2 separate regions of the Homo sapiens genome follow, and region 1 is linked to region 2. The links are chromatin loops, found by intact Hi-C in ENCODE. Cell type or tissue: PC-9. All regions are shown on one strand.

What was found. Hi-C counts contacts between places; a loop is a spot of excess contacts. Peaks named below come from ENCODE experiments on the same cell type or tissue, not always from the same donor. Only the 100,000 strongest peaks of a DNase experiment are listed, where the experiment ranks them.
Region 1: it touches region 2 in a loop (2.5-fold over the local background); 3 of 110 quality-filtered maps call a loop at or near these places.

The regions. Positions count from the first base shown.
Region 1 is chr1:76,994,003-77,002,002 of GRCh38, reverse strand. All of the region lies in intron 2 of ST6GALNAC5 (ST6 N-acetylgalactosaminide alpha-2,6-sialyltransferase 5), which reads right to left. Among named protein-coding and RNA genes, the nearest start is that of MIR7156, 62 kb to the left of the region's middle. RefSeq lists an enhancer at 2,636-3,835. In PC-9, no CTCF peak of the experiment used is centred here; a DNase peak (open chromatin) is centred at 3,182; H3K4me3 peaks cover 457 bases; H3K27ac peaks cover 2,942 bases.
Region 2 is chr1:76,897,831-76,905,830 of GRCh38, reverse strand. The region is part of intron 2 of ST6GALNAC5 (ST6 N-acetylgalactosaminide alpha-2,6-sialyltransferase 5); the gene reads right to left. Among named protein-coding and RNA genes, the nearest start is that of ST6GALNAC5, 34 kb to the right of the region's middle. RefSeq lists an enhancer at 5,315-5,854. In PC-9, CTCF peaks have their summits at 4,253 and 4,455 (motif pointing left); no DNase peak of the experiment used is centred here; H3K27ac peaks cover 280 bases.

The sequences.
Region 1 (8,000 bases), 96 kb before region 2:
GAGGCCAGCATCATCCTGATAGCAAAGCCGGGCAGAGACACAACCAAAAAAGAGAATTTTAGACCAATATCCTTGATGAACATTGATGCAAAAATCCTCAATAAAATACTGGCAAAACGAATCCAGCAGCACATCAAAAAGCTTATCCACCATGATCAAGTGGGCTTCATTCCTGGAATGCAAGGCTGGTTCAATATACGCAAATAAATAAATGTAATCCAGCATATAAACAGAGCCAAAGACAAAAACCACATGATTATCTCAATAGATGCAGAAAAAGCCTTTGACAAAATTCAACAACCCTTCATGCTAAAAACTCTCAATAAATTAGGTATTGATGGGAGGTATTTCAAAATAAGAGCTATCTACGACAAACTCACAGCCAATATCATACTGAATGGGCAAAAACTGGAAGCATTCCCTTCGAAAACTGGCACAAGACAGGGATGCCCTCTCTCACCACTCCTATTCAACATAGTGTTGGAAGTTCTGGCCAGGGCAATTAGGCAGGAGAAGGAAATAAAGGGTATTCAATTAGGAAAAGAGGAAGTCAAATTGTCCCTGTTTGCAGACGACATGATTGTATATCTAGAAAACCCCATTGTCTCAGCCCAAAATCTCCTTAAGCTGATAAGCAACTTCAGCAAAGTCTCAGGATACAAAATCAATGTACAAAAATCACAAGCATTCTTATACACCAACAACAGACAAACAGAGAGCAAAATCATGAGTGAACTCCCATTCACAATTGCTTCAAAGAGAATAAAATACCTAGGAATCCAACTTACAAGGGATGTGAAGGACCTCTTCAAGGAGAACTACAAACCACTGCTCAAGGAAATAAAAGAGGATACAAACAAATGGAAGAACATTCCATGCTCATGGGTAGGAAGAATCAATATCGTGAACATGACCATACTGGCCAAGGTAACGTACAGATTCAATGCCATCCCCATCAAGCTACCAATGACTTTCTTCACAGAATTGGAAAAAACTACTTTAAAGTTCATATGGAACCAAAAAAGAGCCCGCATCGCCAAGGCAATCCTAAGCCAAAAGAACAAAGCTGGAGGCATCACGCTACCTGACTTCAAACTATATTACAAGGCTACAGTAACCAAAACAGCATGGTACTGGTACCAAAACAGAGATATAGATCAATGGAACAAAACGGAGCCCTCAGAAATAACGCCGCATATCTACAACTATCTGATCTTTGACAAACCTGAGAAAAACAAGCAATGGGGAAAGGATTCCCTATTTAATAAATGGTGCTGGGAAAACTGGCTAGCCATATGTACAAAGCTGAAACTGGATCCCTTCCTTACACCTTATACAAAAATCAATTCAAGATGGATTAAGGACTTAAACGTTAGACCTAAAACCATAAAAACCCTAGAAGAAAACCTAGGCATTACCATTCAGGACATAGGCATGGGCAAGGACTTCATGTCCAAAACACCAAAAGCAATGGCAACAAAAGACAAAATTGACAAATGGGATCTAATTAAACTAAAGAGCTTCTGCACAGCAAAAGAAACTACCATCAGAGTGAACAGGCAACCTACAAAATGGGAGAAAATTTTCGCAACCTACTCATCTGACAAAGGGCTAATATCCAGAATCTACAATGAACTCAAACAAATTTACAAGAAAAAAATAAACAACCCCATCGAAAAGTGGGCAAAGGACATGAACAGACACTTCTCAAAAGAAGACATTTATGCAGCCAAAAAACACATGAAAAAATGCTCATCATCACTGGCCATCAGAGAAATGCAAATCAAAACCACAGTGAGATACCATCTCACACCAGTTAGAATGGCAATCATTAAAAAGTCAGGAAACAACAGGTGCTGGAGAGGATGTGGAGAAATAGGAACACTTTTACACTGTTGGTGGGACTGTAAACTAGTTCAACCATTGTGGAAGTCAGTGTGGCGATTCCTCAGGGATCTAGAACTAGAAATACCATTTGACCCAGCCATCCCATTACTGGGTATATACCCAAAGGACTATAAATCATGCTGCTATAAAGACACATGCACACGTATGTTTATTGCGGCATTATTCACAATAGCAAAGACTTGGAACCAACCCAAATGTCCAACAATGATAGACTGGATTAAGTAAATGTGGCACATATATAGCATGGAATACTATGCAGCCATAAAAAGTGATGAGTTCATGTCCTTTGTAGGGACATGGATGAAATTGGAAATCATCATTCTCAGTAAACTATCGCAAGAACAAAAAACCAAACACTGCATATTCTCACTCATAGGTGGGAATTGAACAATGAGATCACATGGACACAGGAAGGGGAATATCACACTCTGGGGACTGTGGTGGGGTGGGGGCAGGGGGGAGGGATAGCATTGGGAGATATACCTAATGCTAGATGATGAGTTAGTGGGTGCAGCGCACCAGCATGGCACATGTATACATATGTAACTAACCTGCACAATGTGCACATGTACCCTAAAACTTAAAGTATAATAATTGAAAAAAAAAAAACAAACCCAAACCTGCACATTTCTGGACCAGAACCTAGATCAACCAAGTCACCATTTCCACAGCAGGAGCAAGTTTGTACCAAACCATCCCATCTCCCAAATTGTTTTAGCACATAATTAAAAGGCAGGTACATATTAGATCAGAATTAAAGTAAGTCTCTTGCCTCTTGATGAACCAGGGAAATATCTGGAAAAGTTACAAGATATTGGCCATTTAAAGGATTAAATTCAGTACCTAAATCCCTTTTTTAATTACAGAAAAGGGCCAGATTTCAGATAAAACACAACACGCTACAAGGGAAATCCCTTACTGTCCCCTATTCCAAAGCTGGGAAAGCTGCCTGTCTTCCATTTGTTTAGGTATCTAGGGAAAATATCACATTGAATCCAAAAGGTAATTTTAACCTTTTTATTTTCCTACAGTATTGGAACAAGAATAAATTGAATCTCTCTGTCTGAAAAGAGCCAGCTGTGTAAGTTTACTCCCTTTCATAGTCACCAGATCTTAGTAATAATGAAAAAATGTTGCATGGAAATGATTCTAAAATAATTTCTATTCCAGGTATGAAAACACTGCCTGTCTTCTATAACAGGCTGGCTGTTATTTACGGAAGATGGAACTTTCAAGTAGTATCCTCAGGTAGGTAATTCAAACGGCAGAAACTATTCCACATTCTGCGGTCTATAATTACAAAAGAGAGTTTCATCTTCAAACATTTCACACATATTAGTCATGGAACTTTTAATGCCTCTGGATTTTTGATGGATTACTCAATGATGGTTCAGGTTTTGCAGAAGTCTCTGGGGAATTTTAAAACTCTGAACTTAAAAAAATGTAAGTTCTAATAATGAGAAAATACCAATATGTGAGTGGCATGTAAAGGAAACTAGGCTTTCTTTTCCTGCAAATAATGCTTTACATTCTGCTTCTCAGTGACCATAATTAATCTCTTTTCCAGTCAACACAGATTTTCATTGGTTATGAAATAAGAATACATTTTGTTTGAATATACAATATAATTGTCATAAACATTTTTTCCCTTTAAAATGTCATTTATGGAGTCTTTCTTTTTTTTAATTTCACTTTTTTAGAGACAAAGTCTCACCCTGTCACCCAGGCTACAGTGCAGTGGCACAATCATAGCTCACTGTAACCTCAAACTTCTGGGCTCAAGCGATCCTCCTGCCTTAGCCTCCTGAATAGCTAGACCTCAGGAGCATGCCATCATGTCTGGCTAATTTTTTATTTTCATTTTTTGGGTATGTTTTCAGCAGTGATCCACTACTCCTGGTACCAATTTACTGTATTAGTCTGTTTTCATGCTGCTATGAAGAAATACCCAAGACTGGGTAATTTATAAAGAAAAGAGGTTTAATTGACTCGTAGTTCCGCATAGCTGTGAAGGCCTCAGGAAACTGACAATCATGGCAGAAAGCACCTCTTCGCAGGGCAGCAGGAGGGAGGATGAGTGCTGAGAAAAGGGGGAAGCCCCTTATAAAACCATCAGATCTCATGAGAAGTCACTATCATGAGAACAGCATAGAGGAAACTGCCACCATGATTCAATTATCTCCACCTGGTCTCGCTCTTAACACATGGGAATTATTACAATTTGAGGTGAGATTTGGGTGGGAACACAGAGCCAAACCATATCAGATGGGGTCTCGCTATGTTGCTCAGGTTGGTCTTGAACTCCTGGCCTCAAGTGATCCTCTGGCCTTGGCCTCTCAAAGCATTGAGATTACAGGTGTGAGCCACCATGCTCAGTATACAGTGTTTTTATGCTAGCTTCAATCTAGAACTATTAAAGTTTCAAATATAACCTGAACTATAGACATTAAGTTTTATTTCTTTAGTATAACATGGAAAGAAAACATTGGATCTTGACATGATACCCACAATAGCATTCAAAGAGTAGTAATTTGGTTGCCTGGATCTTACTTATGAGGGCTCGTCTATTAAAAGTTCTAGAAAAGTTTCAATCCATATGGCAGGATCTTCCATAATACAGCACTGCTTTGTTGGAAACTTTCTACAGAAGTTTTTCAGGTCATTTTGATTCAAAACTAGGCTCATTCATTGTTGCCATACTCCATGTTTCAAGCAAAACATTCCTTCTCAATCCCTCACAACCTTATTGAGTTCCTTCATCCTTCTGAACCATTGTTCCTAACAGTCTTCTCTTTAAATATTCATTCTACCCTGTCTTGTAACTACGAAACTGTACAAACTCTGTGTACCGCCTACATGTGAAAACTAATCCTCTATCACTCAGTTTTACTTCCCAAGTTTCTACTCAACAGGTTTATTTTTCTCTTTTTGTTTCAAAATCATCTACTATGAAAAAAGCACACAAAGAATGCATTTGTTTTGTAATCTGCACTTGGTGAGACCTCACCTTTCCTCGCTTTGCTTTACCCAGCATATTGAAACAGTAAGTGTGACAGCCAATCAACCATTTACTTTTCTCCAGGGGTTCATGTGATGTTCCTGAAACTGACCCTTCTGAGAACTCTTCTTGTTAAAATATAACACATCCTGGTACAAATCCTGGAAGATTACTCTCATGCATTAAAGTGCCATTTTCTTCCCCTTTCATCTCTGAGGATCTCACCTGCTTGAATGTTGTAATATGATTCCCACCTCACACCTTTGCAGGTTATTTTCTCACTTGGAATTCTATGGGGACACTAACACTGGAATAAGGGAAAAGATAAAATATATTCAGTGCCTGTATTTTCCAGAGCGACTCCCTGACAATGCCAGCCTCCTTCCAACTGTACATACTGAAAGGAGTTCCACAGCTGTTTCTAAAATTTAAGCCTCCTGGCCTCAGCTCTGCAAATATGCACTCCTTAACACTTGTGCAGAATGGTTACAATCTTGTTTCGAACTTGAGCTAATAGTTGTTAACGTTTGTGCAAACCAGCAAGCCTTGCTTTTCCTTCCATTTAACCTGCAGATTATTGCAACTGCAAGCAGGATAGGATTTCATCCACAAACATATTCAACAGTATATTAGAAATGTACATGTTTAACACTATGCTGCATTAGATTGTGAGTTGTTTTGATGGCAAGAAATACATACATCTCATTCTTGTTTGCGTCCTGGAAGTTTTTTGCATGTCTGGCGCATAGTAGGCACTTAATACATCTCTGTTGTGAGGGACAAGATGTGATCACTGCCTTACACGGGCACAGAGTCACAAACTCTGATACACAAGAGTCCCCATAAATGTAGGAGAGGTCACTGGGGATGGGGAACTCCAACTGGTCTGGCTAAGGGTTAGAAGACAGGGGTTCAAGACCTAGTTCTGTCATAAGTTAGCTGTGCAACTTTGCACAAGTTGGTTAGCCTCTCCAAGTCTCAGTTTCTTCTTCTACAGACTGGTATGGGGGACAATCATGCTTGTCACCTTTATAATGAGGCCATGTTTGTGAAAGTTCTTTGTAAATTATAAAGGTGTCTATAACACTGCAACATGATTGAGCCACAGTTACTAAGAGAACTTCCAAAGGTAGTAATGTCTAATGGTCTCTCTCCTTTAGCCATTCATTTGATAAAAATGTTTTCATCTCCTCTTCGGCTCCATGCTAGTCGTGGGAATGAAATGGTGAGCCAAAAGATACATAGTCCCTTTCTTCATAAACCCCACAGTCTCACAGAAGACACAGATATACACTGAACAAATACACAAATAAATGTCAGGTAGGAATGTTGGTAATAACTACATTACCCAAAACGGAGGTTCTAAGTGTGTGCTGATGGTTTTAAATAAATATTAATAATACAAATATTATATTATTATGTCATATTAATAATATAAATACATAGAAATGTTACACATATATAACACACAAATAATTCACATTATTTTTTTTCATTAAAATTTAACTCTAGGAGAGAGACAGAAAGCTGAGAAAAGGAGAGAGAGAGAGGAAGGAGAGACTGATTTTAAAAGTACCTGTAACTTGTCCGTCAATAAGATAGTCTGAGGAGAGTCTATGACTCTGCTCTTCCCTCACGCACTGCCTGGCAGACTTCCTGCCTTTCAATGCCATTCTGAAGGTGATTCCTAATATTTAAAGAGACACGGTCTCATTCTGTCACCCAGACTGGAGTGCAGTGTCATGATCATAGCTCACTGCAGCCTCAAACTCCTGGGCTCAAATGATCCTTCTGCCCCAGCCTCCCAAGTATCTGGGACTACAGGCATGTGCCACTGTGTCCAGCTAATTCTTAAAGTTTTTATAGAGATGAGGTCTTGCTATGTTGCCCAAGCTGGTCTTGAACTCCTGACCTCTATCCATCCTCCCACCTTGGCTTCCTAAAGTGCTGGGATTACAGGTGTGAGCCACTGCGCCCAGCCAAAACATATTAAATTTTATATAATGTAAACCTAAATGCAATCTGACTACTTAATCTGCTGCTCAATCCAAGAGACAGTGATCTATACCAATGGAAGGTGATTTATGAATTCTGGAGGGTAATTCTGATTATATGTAATTTTCTCCTTAAAGCTGACCTTAGAAACAACTTCAGTCTGGAAGTGCATGAAAGAGGTTGGTGTTTGAGCCCGGATAGACAAGAAACTAGTCTCCTTAGGTCTCTAGTCTTGTCATAAGCCCATAATTCTACAGGGGCAGATACTACGTTTCTAATAATCTCCTCTAGAGTTTGGGACAAGAGGACAGCAAAAAATAATGCAGAACTTTGCTGCTTTCAACTGGTTATTGTCCTGTGTTTTTCTCTTGACATTGCAGAAAATTATTGCTGTGGTCTGGGGCAGTATGGAGATATTCCTGAATCCCCTTCTGTTGGCGACCCATAATAGCAACCCAATGACACTCTAATTTCTAAAAGGTAACACACAAGTTATCCAAAATTGAGGTTTTAAGTGTGGGCTCGGGGTCTTTAATACATGTCATTCATATTCTTCTTTCTCTTTCATTAAAATGAAACTTCAGAAAAGACATGCATCTCATTTAACAAGAGGCCAAATATAAATAACTCCTGAGAAACTTTGGTTAATCCATAACTTATCCCAGGCTATGTCATTTCGAATCTAGTTGTGAATGTTTCAGCCACAGAAAAATTCTCACCTTACTCAGTACAACAAAGTCATTTTGGAAAGAGAGCCAATGACCAAATTAATTCTTTTATGGAGCTGTCTGATTTGATTAAGTTGTTATACCGCATTTTAAAACTCATTAACATGAACTATCAAGCCATTTTGTAAGTGATTTTCTTCTAACATCTTTACATTTACTGTCCTGGAAGGCTTTTGGTGTCAATCAAAATAGATGACAATACTAAATCACTGGCTTTATAACATAATTCAACAGTGGGTGAATTCAGCTGTCTCTGTGAAATATGACCTTGCAAGAGTGGCTGATTTGCCTGTTGCCTTCTCTGATAAGAAAAATATATTTATAATGACATTGTAGTTGTTTGGATATTTCACAGTGTGTGTTACTTTATA
Region 2 (8,000 bases):
AATAAATCTAAACCTACCCCAGTGCATTTATTGGAAATATTTTCTTGATAGTTTATACATGGAACCCTATTTGCAAAAGACTGACTCAAGAAACTAAGATTTTATTCTATTAAAATAACTTTGCAATACAGAAGTTTTGTCTTTACAAGTGGAAAATATATTTTTAGTCATTATCAACACATAGAATTTTTAGTATTTCACAGAACTCAAAGAAAATCTCCTTCACCCAATCACCATTTGAAGAACAGTGTCCTGATAGTTAAAAATTATTTTCCTTAATAATTAGTGAGCAAGAATAAGGCTGGTTTCCAATTTGGACATAAGCACACAGTGGAGAAATACGCTGTTCCCTTCCCATTTGCACCTGTCTATACCTTCTGTCTCTATGTAAATTTAAGGGGAGGGTGTCTCACAGCCTGACCCATGCAGCAGGGAATGACCACAATCATTGTTAACCTGACGTTAAGAAGAACAGCTGGACAGTTTGCTTCCAAGACAATAAGAATGAAATGGCTAGGCTGGAAGGGATCTACTCTTTCCATGCCCAGGAAATAATAGCCCCGTAACTGTGACTCTTGTAAGTAGTTATCCCGCCACCTCATCCTTTCTCAGAGTCTCTACCCCTTTGAATAAGCATTAGAAATAAACACGATGTGCTCTCTATCTTTAGGGAAAGTAAACAACAACAAGGGTATTTAGTTTCTTTTTAATTTCGCTTTTGTCACAATCTAACTTACATAGAGAATGGTGAGTAAATAACAAGTGCACAACTGAAAGAATTTTCATAAAGTGAACACCTCATATAAACAGCACCCTGATCAAGAAACAGAACACTGTCAACACCCCAAAGTCATTCCTCTCCTGTACTCATCCATTCACAGCCCCCCACAAGGATATATACTAATCTGTCTTCCTACAGCATAGATTCATTTAGCCTATTTTTGAACTTTATGTAAATGGAATCATATTGTTTGTCTGTCTGTTAATGACTCTTTTCTTTTTTTTTTTGAGACAGTCTCACTCTGTTGCCCAGGCTGGCATGCAGTGGCACAATCTCAGCTTACTGCAACCTCTGCCTCCCAGGTTCAAGTGATTCCCCTGCCTCAGCCTCCCAAGTAGCTGGGATTACAGGCATATGCCATCCTGCCTGGCTAATTTTTGTATTTTTGGTACAGATGGGGTTTCGCCATGTTGGCCAGGCTGGTCTCGAACTCCTGACCTCAAGTGATCCACTCGCTTCAGCCTCCCAAGGTGCTGAATTACAAGCCTGAGGCACTACATCTGTCTGAATAACTCTTTTCATTCAATATTAGGTTTATGGGATTCATTCATATTGTATGCTTTTGTAGTTTGGTCATTCTTGTTGCCATATGGTATTCCATTTTGAATATACCACAATTTATTTGTTCAAATATTGATGGATATTTGGGGCTAATAAACTGTGTTGCTATGAACGTTCCTGTACATGTCTTTTAATAAAGGTATGGATACCTGTCACAGCACCCTTAAGCATGAATTTGAGTCCCTTTCCCTTTCTCTTCTCAACTGAGCTCTAATATAACCTTCCTTTGCAAAGACCAGATCCCTTACCGACCTCGCAGACATGTGTAGTAGACTTTCACCCTTCTTACCATCTGGCATCTATTCATCCTTTTCCCATGAAAATGACCTATTTACAGCCCAAGTATTCAGGTGGAATTTCTTCCCCAGAAGCATGCGGCCTGGGCCTATGCTGGTTAGAGCATCACATTCCTGTTTTATTTTCACAATTTAGATAAAATTCACAGCTATGTGAATTCACCCACTAAATTCACGGAATTGGATGGTTTTAATTTACTCAGAGATATGTGAAACCACCCCCACAGTCAATTTCAGAACATTTCTGCCCTTTAGCTATCACTCTCCTACCCACCCATCACCCCCAGCCCTGAGCAATCACTAATCTACTTTCTGTTTGTATGGATTTGCTTATTCTGGACATCTCATATAAATGGGATTATATAGTATGTGGTCCTTTGTGGCTGTCTTATTTAACTTAGCTTAATAGTTTCATGGTTTCAAGTTTCCTTCTTATTGTAGCATCTATCACTAACTGCTGTATTTTCATTGCTTCTTATGGCCAAATAACATTTAATTGTATGGATACGCCATATTTTATGCCACATTTTGTTTATCTATTCAACAGTTAACAGACATTTAGGTTTCTACCTTATGATTGTTATGAATAATGCTGTTATGAATAATGCCTTTGTGTACAAGTTTTTTGTAGCTAGATATTTTCATTTATATTGGCATATACCTAGGAGTAGAACTGCTGGGACACATGTAACTCTATGTGTCACAATTTGAGGAACTGCCAGTCCATTTTCCAAAGTGACAGCATCATTTTACATTTTCACCAGCAATGTATGAGAGATCTAATTTCTTTCCACATTTGACAAAAGTTGTTGTTATATTTTTTTCAATACAGCCATCCTACGGGGTGTGAAGAGTTATTTCCTTGTGATTTTGATTTGCATTTCTTTGATGGCTAATGATGTTGAGAATCTTTCCGTGTGCTTTGTCTATTTGTATGCCTTCTATGGAGATACGTCTATTGAGATTCTTTGCCCATTTTAAAATTGGGTTAATTTGTTTTATTATTGAGTTGTATGGGTCTTTACATATTCTGGATACAAGTTCCAAAGGGGATATATAATTTGAAAATATTTTCTCTTATTCCATGGGTTGTTTTTTTACTTCTTGATAGCATCCTTTGAAGCACAGAAAATTTTAATTTTGGTGAAAACCAATTTTTTGTTGTTGTTGTTGCTCATGTTTTGGGAATTACACCTAAGAATTCGTTGGCAAATCTGAGGTCCTGCAGATTTATCCCTGAGTTTTCTTCTAGGAGTTTAATAGATTTATATGTACATACATCTTAGATTTACATCTTTGATCTGCTTTGAGTTAATTTTTCTATATTGTGTGAGGTAAGGGCCCAATTTCATTGTTTTACATGTGGATATACAATCATCCTAGCACCATTTGTTTAAAAAATATTCTTTATTGAATAACCATGGTGCCCTTGTTAAATTCGGGTGACCAAAGACATATAGATTTATTTGTAGACTCTCAATTCTATCCCACTAATCTATATGTTTATCCCTATGTTAGTAACATATGTTTGATTATCGTCACTTTATTGTAAGTTTTGAAATTGGGAAGTTATGAAATTTGAAAGGCCTTCAACTTATTCTTCTTTTTAAAGATTGTTTTGGCTATTCTGAGTCCCCTGCAATTCCATATGAATTTTGGGATCAGCTCATCAATTTGTACAAAGAAGTCAACTGGCCTAGAGAATCCCAGTTGCAACAGAGATTGTACTGAATCTTTAGATCTATTTGAGGAGCACTATTATCTTAACAAGATTAAAATCTTCTTGTCCATGAACATGGGCTGTTTTTCTACTTATGTAGATCTTCTGTAATTTATTTCAGTAATGTTTTATAGTTCTCAGAGTATTAGTTTTACACTTCTTTTGTTATAGTTATTCTTAAATATTTTATTCTTTTAGATGCTATTGTAAACAGAATTGTTTCCTTCATTTTCAGATCATTTATTTCAAGTATATAAAAATATAATTAATTTTTGTGTATTGATCTTGTGCCCTGCAGCCTTGATGAACTCATTTATTGTTTTAACAATTTTTGGTGTATTCTTTAAAACTTTCTTTGTAAGTTCATGGCCCCTTTCTGCTTTTTTTTCTTTTAAAGAAACAATCACAATAAAGAGGGAATCAGATGATCTCAATGTATCATTTTATAACACTTTTCTGGATATGAGAAAGTAACATTTTCTCATCCAGAGGAAAAATATGTAAAAGGAATTAAGAGGAAAGTGATAACTTCCACTTTCTCAGTTGACTGTGCAACTGGGCTGGCCAAAAAAATATCATGTATAATATTTGTTATTACAAATGCATTGTTCCATTTTATATGGCTATCTGATGAACACACTCAAGAAAAACTTAAAATCAACTATAAAATAAAGTGAAAAAGCAAAATCCAAATCAATAAAGATATTTTGGGAACTCTCAAAAAGAATAAACAGAATTTTATTTGCTACACTAAGCAAAGAATCAAGAAAATGTTAACCAGTTCAGAGGACCAAATGGAACTTCTCTGCTTGTAGAAAATTCACTCATAGCTAGCACAAAACATTTCTCACGCAAAAGGCCTTATATTCCCAAAGTACCCTGTTCTCTTCTTTGCTATTTATCAGCAGTTTTTGAATGTACCATAATTTATCCTCATGTTTCTCAGATACAGTGTTTGATGACTTGTAATAAAAGCACTAAAATGATACTATGGTAGACTCTGAGAACATATATCACCACAGCCTGACTTGAATGCTTCCACATAAAAACCTAGGTGCTAACCCATACTAAACAGTGCCCACTGCTTCCTGGGCTGGAGACAATCTCAGTGCTGCCCTCTCATGGCAGGAGGAGTAACCATGCTCCCTTTGCAATTGGGAAAAGCCCTAAAAGGCTGACCAGCATGTTGTGATGTACAGTAAGACTTTTCAATGTACGGAAAATACATTGGTGACTAAGGAAGCACAATGTATCCTATGAATCCATAATTATTTACATCCTTGGACTATTTTTTGGCCCTGTGTTGATGTGTATAAATTTACCAATTATGTGTTTTCATCAGAGGAGGATGTTGGAATTAATGTACCACAAACACTTATTGCAACTATTCCATCTTCTCAATCTTTAAGTTCTAAAGCAAAACATCTTCTCATTCAACACTACTGAGGAACTATATAAAATATTTACTTAGAACTACACTGACATCTAGTGAGGCTAACAATGTGCTCACTGTAAATAATATCTTATTTGCTAAAACACTGATGTTCTGAGAACGTATTAATCCATAAGACTGTTCACAATTCCTTATCTGAATAATTATGTTTTCTGATAATTCTCAACAAATCAATGTGATTAAAACTATGAAAAAGCATTCACTAGTAATAAATGTATCTAAATATGATTTTTTAATTACTGAGGAAATAAGAAACATGCAAGAAACATAAGAAAGGTTATTCTTCTTTGCAACATGTAAAAATGAAAAATTTTAAAAGATAATGATTTTTATGTTTGTTCACTTTTCAAATGAGATTGATCGCTTCCTTGCTTTCATTTTGTTCAATGTGAGGATGCTCAACTGCTTTGACTAGGTATCAAAGGAATTTATTAAAATCCTAGAGAGAAACCAAAATAATTGGCTCTCTTTTTGGCAGACTTGATAAACATTTTATTTTGCAAAAGTATATTTTAATTCTGGGATAACATTAAATGTTTCTTTGAGAAAGGTATATCCCAGTGTATTGTAACCTATAAAATCTTTAATAATTGTAGTTAAGAATATAAAGTTCTGGTTATTATGAATGATAATGTCAGGCCTCTGAGCCCAATCTAAGCCATCATATCCCCTGTGACCTGCACGTACACATCCAGATGGCCGATTCCTGCCTTAACTGATGACATTCCACCACAAAAGAAGTGAAAATGGCCTGTTCCTGCCTTAACTGATGACATTGTCTTGTGAAATTCCTTCTCCTGGCTCATCCTGGCTCAAAATCTCCCCTACTGAGCACCTTGTGACCTCCACTCTGCCCACCAGAGAACAACCCCCCTTTGACTGTAATTTTCCTTTATCTACCCAAATCCTATAAAACAGCCCCACCCTTATCTCCCTTCGCTGACTCTCTTTTCAGACTCAGCCCACCTGCACCCAGGTGAAATAAACAGCTGTATTGCTCACACAAAGCCTGTTTGGTGGTCTCTTCACACAGACACGAGTGAAATTTGGTGCCGTGACTTGGATCGGGGGACCTCCCTTGGGAGATCAATCCCCTGTCCTCCTGCATTTTGCTCCATGAGAAAGATCCACCTACAACCTCTGGTCCTCCGACCAACCAGCCCAAGGAACATCTCACCAATTTTAAATCCAATAAGCAGCCTTTTTTACTCTCTTCTCCAACCTCTCTCACTATCCCTCAACGTCTTTCTTCTTTCAATCTTGGCGCCACACTTCAATCTCTCCCTTCTCTTAATTTCAATTCCTTTCATTTTCTGGTAGAGACAAAGGAGACACTTTTATCTGTGGACCCAAAACTCCGGCACCAGTCACGGACTAGGGAAGGCAGCCGTCCCTTGGTGTTTAATCATTGCAAGGATGCCTCTCTGATTATTCACCCAGGTTTCAGTGGTGTCAGACCACGCAGGGACGCCTGCCTTGGTCCTTCACCCTTAGCGGCAAGTCCCGCTTTTCTGGGGGAGGGGCAGGAACCCCAACCTCTTGTCTCTGTGCCCCCATCCGTTATTTCTGTGCCCCGACCTCTTATCTCTGTGCCCCGATCCCTTATTTCCATGCCCTGACCTCTTATCTCTGTGCCCCAACCCCTTATTTCCACACCCCGACCCCTTCTCTGCTTTTCTGGAGGGCAAGAAACCCCCACCCCTTCTCTGTGTCTCTACTGTCTTTTCTCTGGGCTTGCCTCCTTCACTATGGGCAAGCTTTCACCTTCCATTCCTCCTTCTTCTCCCTTAGCCTGTGTTCTTAAGAACTTAAAACCTCTTCAACTCTCACCTGACCTAAAATTTAACCATCTTATTTTCTTCTGCAATGCCGCTTGACCCCAATACAAACTCGACAGTAGTTCCAAATAGCCAGAAAATGGCACTTTCAATTTTTCCACCCTACAAGTTCTAAATAATTTTTGTCATAAAATAGGCAAACGGTCTGAGGTGCCTGATGTCCAGGCATTCTTTTACACATCAGTCCCTCCCTAGTCTCTGTTCCCAATGCAACTCATCCCAAATCTTCCTTGTTTCCCTCCCACCTGTCCCCTCAGTCCCAACCCCAAGTGTCACTGAGTCTTTCTAATCTACCTTTTCTACAGACCCATCTGACCTCTCCCTTCCTCGCCAGGCCGAGCTAGGTCCGAATTCTTCCTCAGGCTCCGCTCCTCCAACCTATAATCTTTTTATCAACTCCCCTCCTCACACCCAGTCCGGTTTACAGTTTCATTCCGTGACTAGCCCTCCCCAACCTGCCCAGCAATTTCCTCTTAAAAAGGTGGCTGAAGCTAAAGGCATAGTCAAGGTTAATGCTCCTTTTTCTTTATCTGACCTCTCCCAAATCAGTAGCGTTTAGGCTGTTTCATCAAATATGAAAAACCCAGCCCAGTTCATGGCTCGTTCGGCAGCAACCCTGAGACTCTTTACAGCCCTAGACCCTAAAAGGTCAAAAGGCCATCTTATTCTCAATATACGTTTTATTACCCAATCTGCTCCTGACATTAAATAAAACTCCAAAAATTAAATTCTGGCCCTCAAACCCCACAACAGGACTTAATTAACCTCAACTTCAAGGTGTACAATAATAGAGTAGAGGCAGCCAAGTAGCAATGTATTTCTGAGTTGCAATTCCTTGCCTCCACTGTGAGACAAACCCCAGCCACATCTCCAGCACACAAGAACTCCAAAGGCCTGAACCGCAGCTGCCAGGGGTTCCTCCAGAACCTCCTCCCCCAGGAGCTTGCTACAAGTGCTGGAAATCTGGCCACTGGGCCGAGGAACACCCACAGCCCAGGATTCCTCCTAAGCCGTATCCCATCTGTGTGAGACCCCACTGAAAATCAGACTGTTCAACTCACCTGGCAGCCACTCCCAGAGCCCCTGGAACTCTGGCCCAAGGCTCTCTGACTGACTCCTTCCCAGATCTTCTTAGCTTAGCGGCTGAAGACTGACTCTGTCCGATTGCCTCGGAAGCCCCGTAGACCATCATGGACGCCGAGCTTTGAGTAACTCTCACAGTGGAAAGTAAGTCCGTCCTCTTCTTAATCAATATGGAGGCTACCCACTCCACATTACCTTCTTTTCAAAGGCCTGTTTCCCTTGCCTCTATAACTGTTGTGGGTATTGACGGCCAGGCTTCTAAACCTCT